Linked DNA regions of Mus musculus: region 1 is linked to region 2. The links are chromatin loops, found by intact Hi-C in ENCODE. Cell type or tissue: left cerebral cortex. All regions are shown on one strand. Region 1 overlaps Rprd2 (regulation of nuclear pre-mRNA domain containing 2). Region 2 overlaps Setdb1 (SET domain, bifurcated 1).

Evidence for each region. Hi-C counts contacts between places; a loop is a spot of excess contacts. Peaks named below come from ENCODE experiments on the same cell type or tissue, not always from the same donor. Only the 100,000 strongest peaks of a DNase experiment are listed, where the experiment ranks them.
Region 1: a loop joins it to region 2, with 2.1 times the contacts of the local background. A loop is called at or near these places in 3 of 42 quality-filtered maps.

What each region holds. Positions count from the first base shown.
Region 1 is chr3:95,784,369-95,789,368 of GRCm38, reverse strand. Rprd2 (regulation of nuclear pre-mRNA domain containing 2) reads left to right here. Exons shown (of 11, transcript NM_001368178.1): 3 at 1,985-2,085; 4 at 2,972-3,049; 5 at 4,263-4,315. Among named protein-coding and RNA genes, the nearest start is that of Gm26361, 10 kb to the left of the region's middle. In left cerebral cortex, no CTCF peak of the experiment used is centred here; a DNase peak (open chromatin) is centred at 2,297.
Region 2 is chr3:95,346,895-95,351,894 of GRCm38, reverse strand. It overlaps Setdb1 (SET domain, bifurcated 1), which reads left to right. Exons shown (of 22, transcript NM_018877.3): 4 at 2,022-2,056; 5 at 3,800-3,899; 6 at 4,774-4,899. Among named protein-coding and RNA genes, the nearest start is that of Setdb1, 7.8 kb to the left of the region's middle. In left cerebral cortex, CTCF peaks have their summits at 1,294 (motif pointing left), 2,228 (motif pointing left), 3,240 and 3,440; a DNase peak (open chromatin) is centred at 2,211.

The DNA.
Region 1 (5,000 bases), 440 kb before region 2:
CCTCCTTTTTCTTTTCTTTCCACCATGCCCAGCTCATTGACTTGTTTGTTTTCTTTGTTTTGTTTTGTTTTGTTTTCCTGTGTTGAGGTGTTCTCTTTAGATTTATTGGCCTTTCTTTTGTGTGTGTGTGCATGCCTACCTGTGAGTGAGAGGCTGGCATCCGTTTCTCAGAGTTAGTGTTGTAGGGTGGAGCTGATTCATGGTTAGTGCTCAGGAAACCTTAAGGAAGAAAACCTTAGTGTTTCTTCGTCCTAGTGCAGTTATTTTGGTTTTTGTATTCATGTTTTGGTGTTGAAGATGTAAAACCGGGCCTTGTGTATGGATACTTGGTAGGCCAGTGCTGTGTCACTATGAAATTTCCCAGCTCTCTGTTCTTTGTTTTGATTTGCTAATTTTTTTAATTATTTATTTATTTATTTATTTATTTATTTATGATTTTTTGGAGACAGGGTCTCTCTGTGTAGCCCTGGCTGTCCTGGAACTCACTCTGTAGACCAGGCTGGCCTCGAACTCAGAAATCCACCTGCCTCTGCCTCCCAAGTGATGGGATTAAAGGCGTGCGCCACCATTGCCCGGCTAAATTTTTATGTGTATGATTGTATGCCTATACATGTGTGTGTGTGTGTGTGTGTGTGTGTGTGTGTGTGTGTGTGTGTGTGTACACAGACCACATGCATGACTTGTGTCAGTGGAGACTAGATCCTCTAGGACGGGAATTACAGACAGTTGTAAGCCCCATGTGGGTCTTCTGCAAGGACAGTGAGTACTTGTAACTGCTGAGTTAGCTCGCCAGCGCATCTGTTATTACATTTACTTAGTGTATGTGTGCCCATACCACAGCATGCATATGGAGCTCATGAGGACAGCTTTCAGGAGTTAGTTCTCTCATTTCACCATGTGGGTTCCAGGGAAAGAACTAAGCTCTCAGTTTTTTGACCAAAATCTTCCTTAAAATTTATTTTAAAAATTTTACTTGTTGGTTGGTTGGTTGGTTTATTTATTTTGAATTTTCAAGGCAGGATTTTCTGTATAGCTTTGCTTGTCCTGGAACTATCTCTTTAGACCAGGATGATCTGGAACTCAGAGATCCACTTCCCTCTGCCTCCCAAGCATTGGGACTAAAGGTGTGCACCACCACCATCCCACCCCTGATTTAAATTTCTTTTAATGCCAAACATAATTACAACAGTTGGGAGGCAAAGGCAAGTAAAGTGTTTGTCAGGACAGCCTGATGTACAGAGTGAGTTCCAGAGCAGCCAGGATTACAGAGTGAGACCTTGTCTCGAAAAAGAAAAAAGGAAAGGAAAGGAGAGGGGAGAGTAAACTCGGGGGATTGCCGGCGGGGGGATATGGTGTCCATTGACTAGACCTTTGAATTTCATAAGCATCACAAAGTTTATTATATATCTGTAGCCTTATTTTTGTCTTTGATAAAAGTATTAAATAAGGACATTTTCCTTATAAATAATGCATGAAAAATTATTTAAAGATCTATACAAAGCGAGAGAGTTGGCTCAGTACTTGCTGATCTTCCAGAGGACCCAGGTTTGGTTCCCAGTGCCCATAGGACACTCAAAACCTTCCCTAGTCCCAGTTCTGGGACATCCATCACCCTCTTCTGACCTCCTTGGGTACTGGACACATACGTGACAATGTGTGTATGTGTGCAGACAAAACACATAAAGTAAATAAATAGATCGTTTTTCATAACTAAAAATATATGTAACACAGAAGAAATTTGGGTGATAGTAAGTTGTTGAGTATGTAACAAATCTCTAGTTTGAGGATAAGTCAACTTTTTGTGTTGTGTTTGATTTCTGAGTCTTTGTATCAGTCCTGGCTATCCTGGAATTTGCTTTGTAGACCATACTGAACTCACAGAGATCCACCTGCCTCTGCCTCCCATGTGCTGGGATTAAACAAAGGCTTGTGCTACCATACCCAGCCCATAAGTCAACATTTTTACATTTTGCTTTTCTTCCAGGGATCCATCCGTCTCTAAGTCTATAGAACGAATCTTTAAAATCTGGGAAGATCGAAATGTGTACCCAGAAGACATGATTGTGGCATTGAGAGAAGCTTTAAGTAAGTTCCTTTCCTAAAAGAATTTAAGTCAGTCTTTACAGTTCTGTCTATACTTATAGACCTTTCTGTTGTATAACACTAAAGGGAGTGGAAGAATCTGCATTGACTTGTTTAGAATTGAATACATAAATGTATGAATGTTTGCACTCAAAATAGAACTGGATGGTGCAGGGAGTTGGATCTTTGTCTCTGCTGGCTAAAGCAAACATGTTAAGTGAGGATGCCCATCTGGCTCTTCCTGTATTTGCTTTCGTTAAGTATTTCAAAGTATTCATTGGTTATGTGTAATAAATTCTGCTCTGTCTGCTTACTGTTGGAGAAAGATTGGGCATATTTTCATAGCTTTTAAGTTGATGGTGAGCATGCTTGAGTAGACTCTAATCTCCATTTGACTTAGAGTTGCAGTAAGTTATATATCTATTCTTGGGTTTGTGTGCATGTGTGTTTGTATGTGTGGAAGTAAATTAGTTCTTACATATAAGATTTAAGTAATTAAATCACCAAATAGAAGTTGATAATAATTGTTACTGTGACCATTATCAAGCCATCACCAGGAATTTGGTTTTAAAAGCACACCTTCTAAGAAGCTGTTAAATCCTTCATATGAATTTGTGTTCTATTCAAAAGTAACTTATTTTTAGAATATGACCTTTTTTTTTTCAGAGTTGGAGGTTTCATTAATTATATTTTTTATATTTATTTAATAGCTTCTTAGATTTGGTGGGTGTTTTCTGGTTTTGTTTTTTGTTTTTATAAAACTGAAAGAAAAGAAATGAAAGAAACTACAGAGTCACGGATTGCATTTTTTCATGCTACAACTTTGGCACTGAAGTGGACAGAGCAGCTTCCCATAATGCCAGACTGCAAAAACTGCAATGTTTTCCAGGTACCACTTTCAAAACTCAGAAGCAGCTGAAAGAAAATCTGAACAAACAACCGAATAAGCAGTGGAAGAAATCACAAAGTAAGGAACAAAATCTCAACTAACATAAAATTACCTCCTCCTTTTGGAGCAGAAGAAAATGTAGACCATTTGACATCGTACCTGGCCTAAACCATGGGCAAGCTTGTGTTTCCCAGGCCTGGGAGGCTCCCAGTGACTTAGACTAATCAAGCCAGCATGAAGTTACTTCTTTTTTTAAAAAAAAAAAAAAAAAAAAACTACTATTAAAGGAAATACAGAAAAGGGTTTAATTGAGTGAAGATCCAGGAGTAGTTGGGGTATTGAAAGAAGAAAAAAAAATACTTCCTAGTACCCAGGCAATTCCCACATTCAAAGATTTGTGAAATTAGAGGCAGCTGGCATTGCACCACAGAGCGGAAGAGGAGACTAGGCATTAAGAAGCGTTTCTCTGGGAGCCATGAAAGCCTGCAGATTTGGGGACACTACCACATTAGACATGGGCCTCCAATTTTGGCCAGAAACATTCTCTATCTGGAGCTCCTGTTGTGTTTGTCCCATTTGCCCAGCATGATATCAAGGGAGCGGAATGCTGCATGCGATAGACTGTTGTGGGCAAACTGAGGAATGTGGAGAAACTGGAAGGTTTGGAGGGATGAAGGTGAAAGACAGTGGAGAATTGGGAGGTGACACAAGAGAGTTGGGATGTTTGCTCCGTCAAGCATGTGATTCTCACCATGGTTAAGGGAGTCCTCTGGCATCCTTTTGTCATACATTGCATGCTTAGGAACAACAGGACCCATCAGTTTGGCCAAAGTTCAATCACAGTGATAATGCGTTTAGACCTTTGTTGCTATGAACTGAGTCAGCTAAAATATAATCCAAATTGAACCAGATGGGAATTGGTATTTGTAGAGGATCTTCTCCAGCCAGTACTCAGGATTAATTGGCTGCCTTGTTCCTGAACACTCTTACACTGAGATACTGAGATTTCCTTACCCTTGATGAGACTAGGAGAAGGTGCTTCATGTACCTACCTCGGTCTCAGTCCGTTGGAGGTAAGTTGGTTAGACTTATCTAAGTAGTTTATTTTTCTACTGGCCATATTTAGGAGTGTTAGATTTCATAGTTAATTTCCTGCAGGATTTTATTATGACTATGTATGCATGGCTGCTGTATGTTTGCAGAGTATACCCTTCACTCTACATTTCAGTTCTCCTGGATTTGCTTAAGTCCTTGTGCTGTATTCTTAATGAATTTTAATTTCATTCAACAGCATCCACGAATCCAAAAGCTGCTCTCAAATCTAAGATTGTTGCTGAGTTTCGAGTAAGTTACAGAATATGCTAAGTATGCCAAAGATGATTTACTCACCTCTGAAGCCAGGTCCCTGTTACACTCATTTCTGCTCTGGTGTACATTGGGAATCCAGAACAGAAATAGTTGGCCTAGAGTTTACCCACTTTCCTAATGGAGAGACAGCCTGGCAGCACCTCTGCTGCTGGCTTCGCTCTGTGCGCAGTTCTGATATCTGGAAGCCTCCTTTTTAAATGTCAGGAGGGTGTTAGGATTTATTACAGTGTTAATCTTATATCTGTAAATTAGTTTGAATAATTAGGGACTGGGGAGGGCCACCAACCTGCTAACCTGAATTTGCTTCCTGAAACACACATGAAAGGAGAGAGTTGATTCCTGCAGGAGTTGTCAGCAGACCTCTACACATACACTATGGCACCCATGTGCTGCATAGATGAAAAAAGTATATAACTTGTTGATTGTGGTGGTGAAAGGCTTATGCTGTCACTCAGGAGGCAGGAACACATTTGAGACCAGCCTGGTCTATGGAGCAAGTTTCAGGGTTATGTAGTAAGATCCTATCTTCCAGAACCTAAAAGTGTATAGCTAAGAGTATGGTTTGACATGAGAATTAAAGATCAATTTCTGTTTTCCCCTTAAAGGCTTTGCTAGTCATTAGTCTGATGTATCCAGGGGGGGAGAATATGTAATCCTATGA
Region 2 (5,000 bases):
TGAACTCGGGACCTTTGGAAGAGCAGTCGGCGCTCTTAGCCACTGAGCCATCTTGCCAGCCCGACTGACTTGTTCTTGTACAAGTCTTAAGGGCTGATAACCAGTGTGGCTGGGAGTTGAAGAGTCCAAGGGCCCTATCAAGTCTAGAAGACAATCTTTCCCAACATTGCTTCCCTAAGTGGGGGAAATGGAATATTGGGTAATGATCATGGAGTTTCGTTTTGGACTAATGAAAATGTTCTGAAAGTAGGTGTACCGTGATAGTTTCACAGTCTAATCAGTGGATTACATTTCACTGAACTACATGCACCTTAATAAGAACTTTTAAGAATAAGTGAATTTTTGAATGATTTCCTAAGATAAAATAACTATAGCCTGGGCAGTGGTGGCACACACCTTTAATCCCAGCACTTGGGAGGCAGAGGCAGGAGGATTTCTGAGCTTGAGGCCAGCCTGGTCTACAGAGTGAGTTCCAGGACAGCCAGGGCTATACAGAGAAACCCTGTCTCAAAAAACCAAAAAGAAAAAAAATATATATATACACACACACACATACACACATATATATACATATATATAATCTCCATGTTTCTGTAGTTATTGATAGTTTTGTTGCACCATGCTTCTGGAAAATAAGCATTTGCTCAAGTTTAGTAGCCTTGTTTCATTTTGTTTTTGTTTTTGTTTTTGTTTTGTTTTGTTTTGTTTTTCAAGACAGGGTTTCTCTGTATAGCTCTGGCTGTCCTGGAACTCACTCTGTAGACCAGTAGACCAGGCTGGCCTCGAACTCAGAGATCCGCCTGCCTTTGCCTCCCAAATGCTGGGATTAAAGGCATGCGCCACCACTGCCCAGCACCTTGTTTCATTTTAAGTTGAATAATTAAATTATTTTTACAAATTTCAAATCGATGACAATTGCCTTAAGTGTGATAAACTACCACCTGTCTCAGTACTTATCCAGAGGTAAACACTGGCAGGCATTTACTGATTTTCATCTCCAGACCCCTTTTAGTAACCGTTTCAGTACCTTCCTTTTCCAGTACTGGGAATTGAACCTAGGGACTCATACATGTTACCAGTAAATGTGCCCCCACCAACTTTATACTTATTTGTTTGGTTTTGGGGTTTAAAAGTTGTTTTCCTCTTTTAAGATTTATTTTTATTATTTTTTAATGTATAAAAAAACATTATCTGGGGCTGGTGAGATGGCTTAGTGAGTAAAAGCACTGACTACTCTTCCAAAGGTCTTGAGTTCAAATCCCAGCAACCACATGGTGGCTCACAACCACCCATAATGAGATCTGATGCCCTCTTCTGGTGCGTCTACAGACAGCTACAGTGTGCTTATTTATAATAAATAAGTAAATCTTTGAGCCAGAGCAAGCAGGGACTGAATGAGCAGAGTGCACCTGACCGAGTGGACCTGAGTGGAGTTGACCAGCACGAGCGGAACGGACCTGAGTGAGCAGAGGTCCTAAATTCAATTCCCAACAACCACATGAAGGCTTACAGCCATCTGTACAGCTACAGTGTACTCATATACATAAAATAAATAAGTAAATCTTTAAAAAAAAAAACAAAATCTGTCTGTGGGGGAGTGTTTGTGTGAGTATAACTGGTCTCAGAGCTTAGAAGAGTGCACCAGATCCACTGAGGTGTAGTGAATGTGCTTGTGAGCTGCCAGTGTGTGTACTAGAAACCAAACCCAGATCCTCTGCAATAGAGCTACTCCGTCTGAACTCTGATCCTTGACTTGAGTCCCTGGTTTCTGTATTTTGACTCTTATGCATTCTTGCTTAGCTATCAGCTTAACTTTAAACCGGGCTAACCTTAACATATGGTGCTCCTCTTGCCCTACTTTGCTTTTTATTTTGAGACAGGGTCTAAATTGCTCAGGCAGGCCTAGCTCTTGTTCTCTAGATACAGCATGTCTTGAAGGTGCCATGTTCCTGCCTCAGTCTCTCAGGTAGCTAGGTTCATATGCCCAGCTTTTTTTTCACTGAAGTTCTTTTCTTTCATAGGTGATGCTGGGAGCAGAACTCCAAAAGACCAGAAGGTGAGTTGGGTTGGGTATAGGAAGTTAATCATGAAATTGGGCTGGAGGGATAGGTAGAGTTAAGGAGAGCATGCTGCTCTTCTAGAAGACTTGAGTTCTGTTCCAGCACCCATGTTGAGAGTCTTTCAGCTGCCTGTATCTCCAAGGTATCTAGTGCCCTCTTCTGGATTCTAGAGGCACCTACATACAATTGGCATTCACTTACATGGGTAAGCAGAAATCAGACATAGTTAAAGCCAGGTCTGGTAGCACACACCTTGAATCCTAGTACCAGGGAAGGAAAGGCAGGTGGATCTCTGTGAGTTCAAGGTCAGCCTGTTGTATATGGTAAATTCCAGGACAGCCAGGTCCATGTAGAGAGACCTTGTCTCAAAAAACCAAATAATAATAACAACTAGAAATAATATAGCCGAGCATGCTAGTACACACCTTTAACCTCAGCACTGAGAAGTCAGGGGCAAGTGGATCTTAATGAACTTGAGGCCAGCGTGGGTTACACGGAGTTTTAGGCTAGTTAGAGCTACAAGTGAAACTGTCTCCAAAACCTTCATAATAATAATATGTGGCTAGAATGGTAGTTCTGTGTTTAGGAGCACTCACTGCTCTTAAAAAGAACCTGGGTTCAGTTCTCAACACCCAAATGGTGACTGATAACCTTCCATAAGTTCACTTTCAGAGGATCTAATGTCCTGACTTCATCAGGCACATATGAATTTCAGTTGTTTCATACACACACATACATATACATATATGTGAATACACATATACATACACATATGTGAATGAATTTGATGGACTATCAATGTTGGTCATTTGGGGTGTTTACCTAGCATTCAGCAATCTTTGGGCTTAGTTCACCACTATACCAGAGGTTTTCTGGTGATGCATGCCTGTTATCCCAGCACTCAGAAGAGATGGAGGCAGAAAGATCAGAAGTTCAGGCTCATCCTCGGCTTCATACCTTTGAAGGCTTGGAATATAGATAACCCTGTCTTTAAAACAAAAAACAACAGTGCTGGAGAGATGGCTCCATGGTTAAGATAAGCACTGGCTGATCTTCCAGAGACTAAGGTTCAATTCCCAGCACCCACATGGCAGCTCACAACTGTGTGACTCCAGTTTCAGCGTATCCAGCACTCTCATATAGACTATATGCAGATGAACATCAATGTGCATATAATGAAAAAGCTTTTGAAAGTAGTAATGAGGGCCTGGAGAGATGGCTCAGCGGTTAAGAGCACTGACTGCTCTTCCGAAGGTCCTGAGTTCAATTCCCGGCAACCACATGATGGCTCACAACCATCCATAATGAGATCTGGCGCCCTCTTCTGGAGTGTCTGAAGACAGCTACAGTGTACTTACATATAATAAATAAATAAATCTTTAAAAAAAAAAAGAAAGTAGTAATGAATTTTAGCCTAAGCATACATTCAGTTTAGTTTCAATGTATTCACCATATAATAAGTCCCATTCATTACAGTCATCTTGTAGATATTGCAAGAATGCAGAAAAATTGAGAAGTTGCCTCTGTCTGGCCTTTTAATACAGTTGAATCTATTTTAATTATTGAAGACAAGTTCTTCACAGGCAGTGTTCTTTATCGTGTTTTGTTGTTATTGTTGATTTGTTTTGGCTTTACTTATTTGCAGCATTGGGATCTAAACCATGGGTCCCTATGCATGTTAGACAAGAGCTGTCTAACTCATAATACTCAGGGTTTTTTTCCCTTCTATTTTCCTACAGCTTCGTGAAGCTATGGCTGCCTTAAGAAAATCAGCTCAAGATGTCCAGAAGTTCATGGATGCTGTCAACAAGAAAAGCAGTTCTCAAGATCTACATAAAGGTTAGTGTGAGAAGTGCCTGCATAGGTGAGAGGTGAGTTCTTTCTGGAATGTTACTGACAGTCAGCTTTCCATCTCAGAATGCTGTTTGACTTGTCAGTCTCTTTTTTTGTTGGTGGTGGGTTTTTGTTTGTTTGTTTTTCGAGGCAGGATTTCTCTGTATAGTCCTGGCTGTCCTGGAACTCACTCTGTAGACCAGGCTGGCCTTGAACTCAGAAATCTGCCTGCCTCTACCTCCCAAGTGTTGGGATTAAAGGCCTGTGCCACCACCGCCCGGCTCTGACTTGTCAGTCTCTTTTTAACATTAATTTTATGTCCACAGTCAGTCTGAGAGTTATTGATTGATGCGGTGGCTCAGGCTGTTAACTGTTGATACTGTTGCTGTCAATAAGGAGTTGTCGATAGTCGTTCGTGGCATAGGCTGGTAGACTATGCCAAAGGAGTTAGAAATGTGCTAAAGTTCTGTATTCATTTCTCCTGTTAGCATAAACAGTGGATTGTCTTGTGCTTCTGCCTCTATCCAAGAGTTTAGCAAGAGTTGCTAATGGTCACAGAATTTCAGTTTCCTCTGTTTCTACACCACCTTCTGTTTTTGAGATAGTATCTTCTATATCCTAGGCTGGCCTTGAATTTTCTGTGTTACTGAGGATGACTGTAAACTTTTGATCCTCTTGTCTTCTCTGAGAACTTGAGATTACAGGCATGAGCTATTATGCCAGGTGTATGCAGTGCTGAGGTTCAAATCCAGGGCATTGTGCTTGCTAGGCAGGCAGTCCAGCAGCTGAGCTACAGCCCATCCTACCTTACTGTCCTCTTGACCTTACCTTTCTCCATCCAACCACTCAAATCACTCTTTATAACAACTCTTGTTTATAGGAACCTTGGGTCAGGTGTCTGGAGAACTGAGCAAAGATGGGGACCTGATAGTCAGCATGCGGATTCTGGGCAAGAAGAGGACTAAGACATGGCACAAAGGCACCCTTATTGCCATCCAGACTGTTGGTATGTGTGTTCAGGCTGGAGGAAGGACTGAGCAAAGGTAACCTGTAGGGCATCCATTGCTGACTGTTTTTCCAAAGCCTTTTCTTTTGTCTTCTATGTTG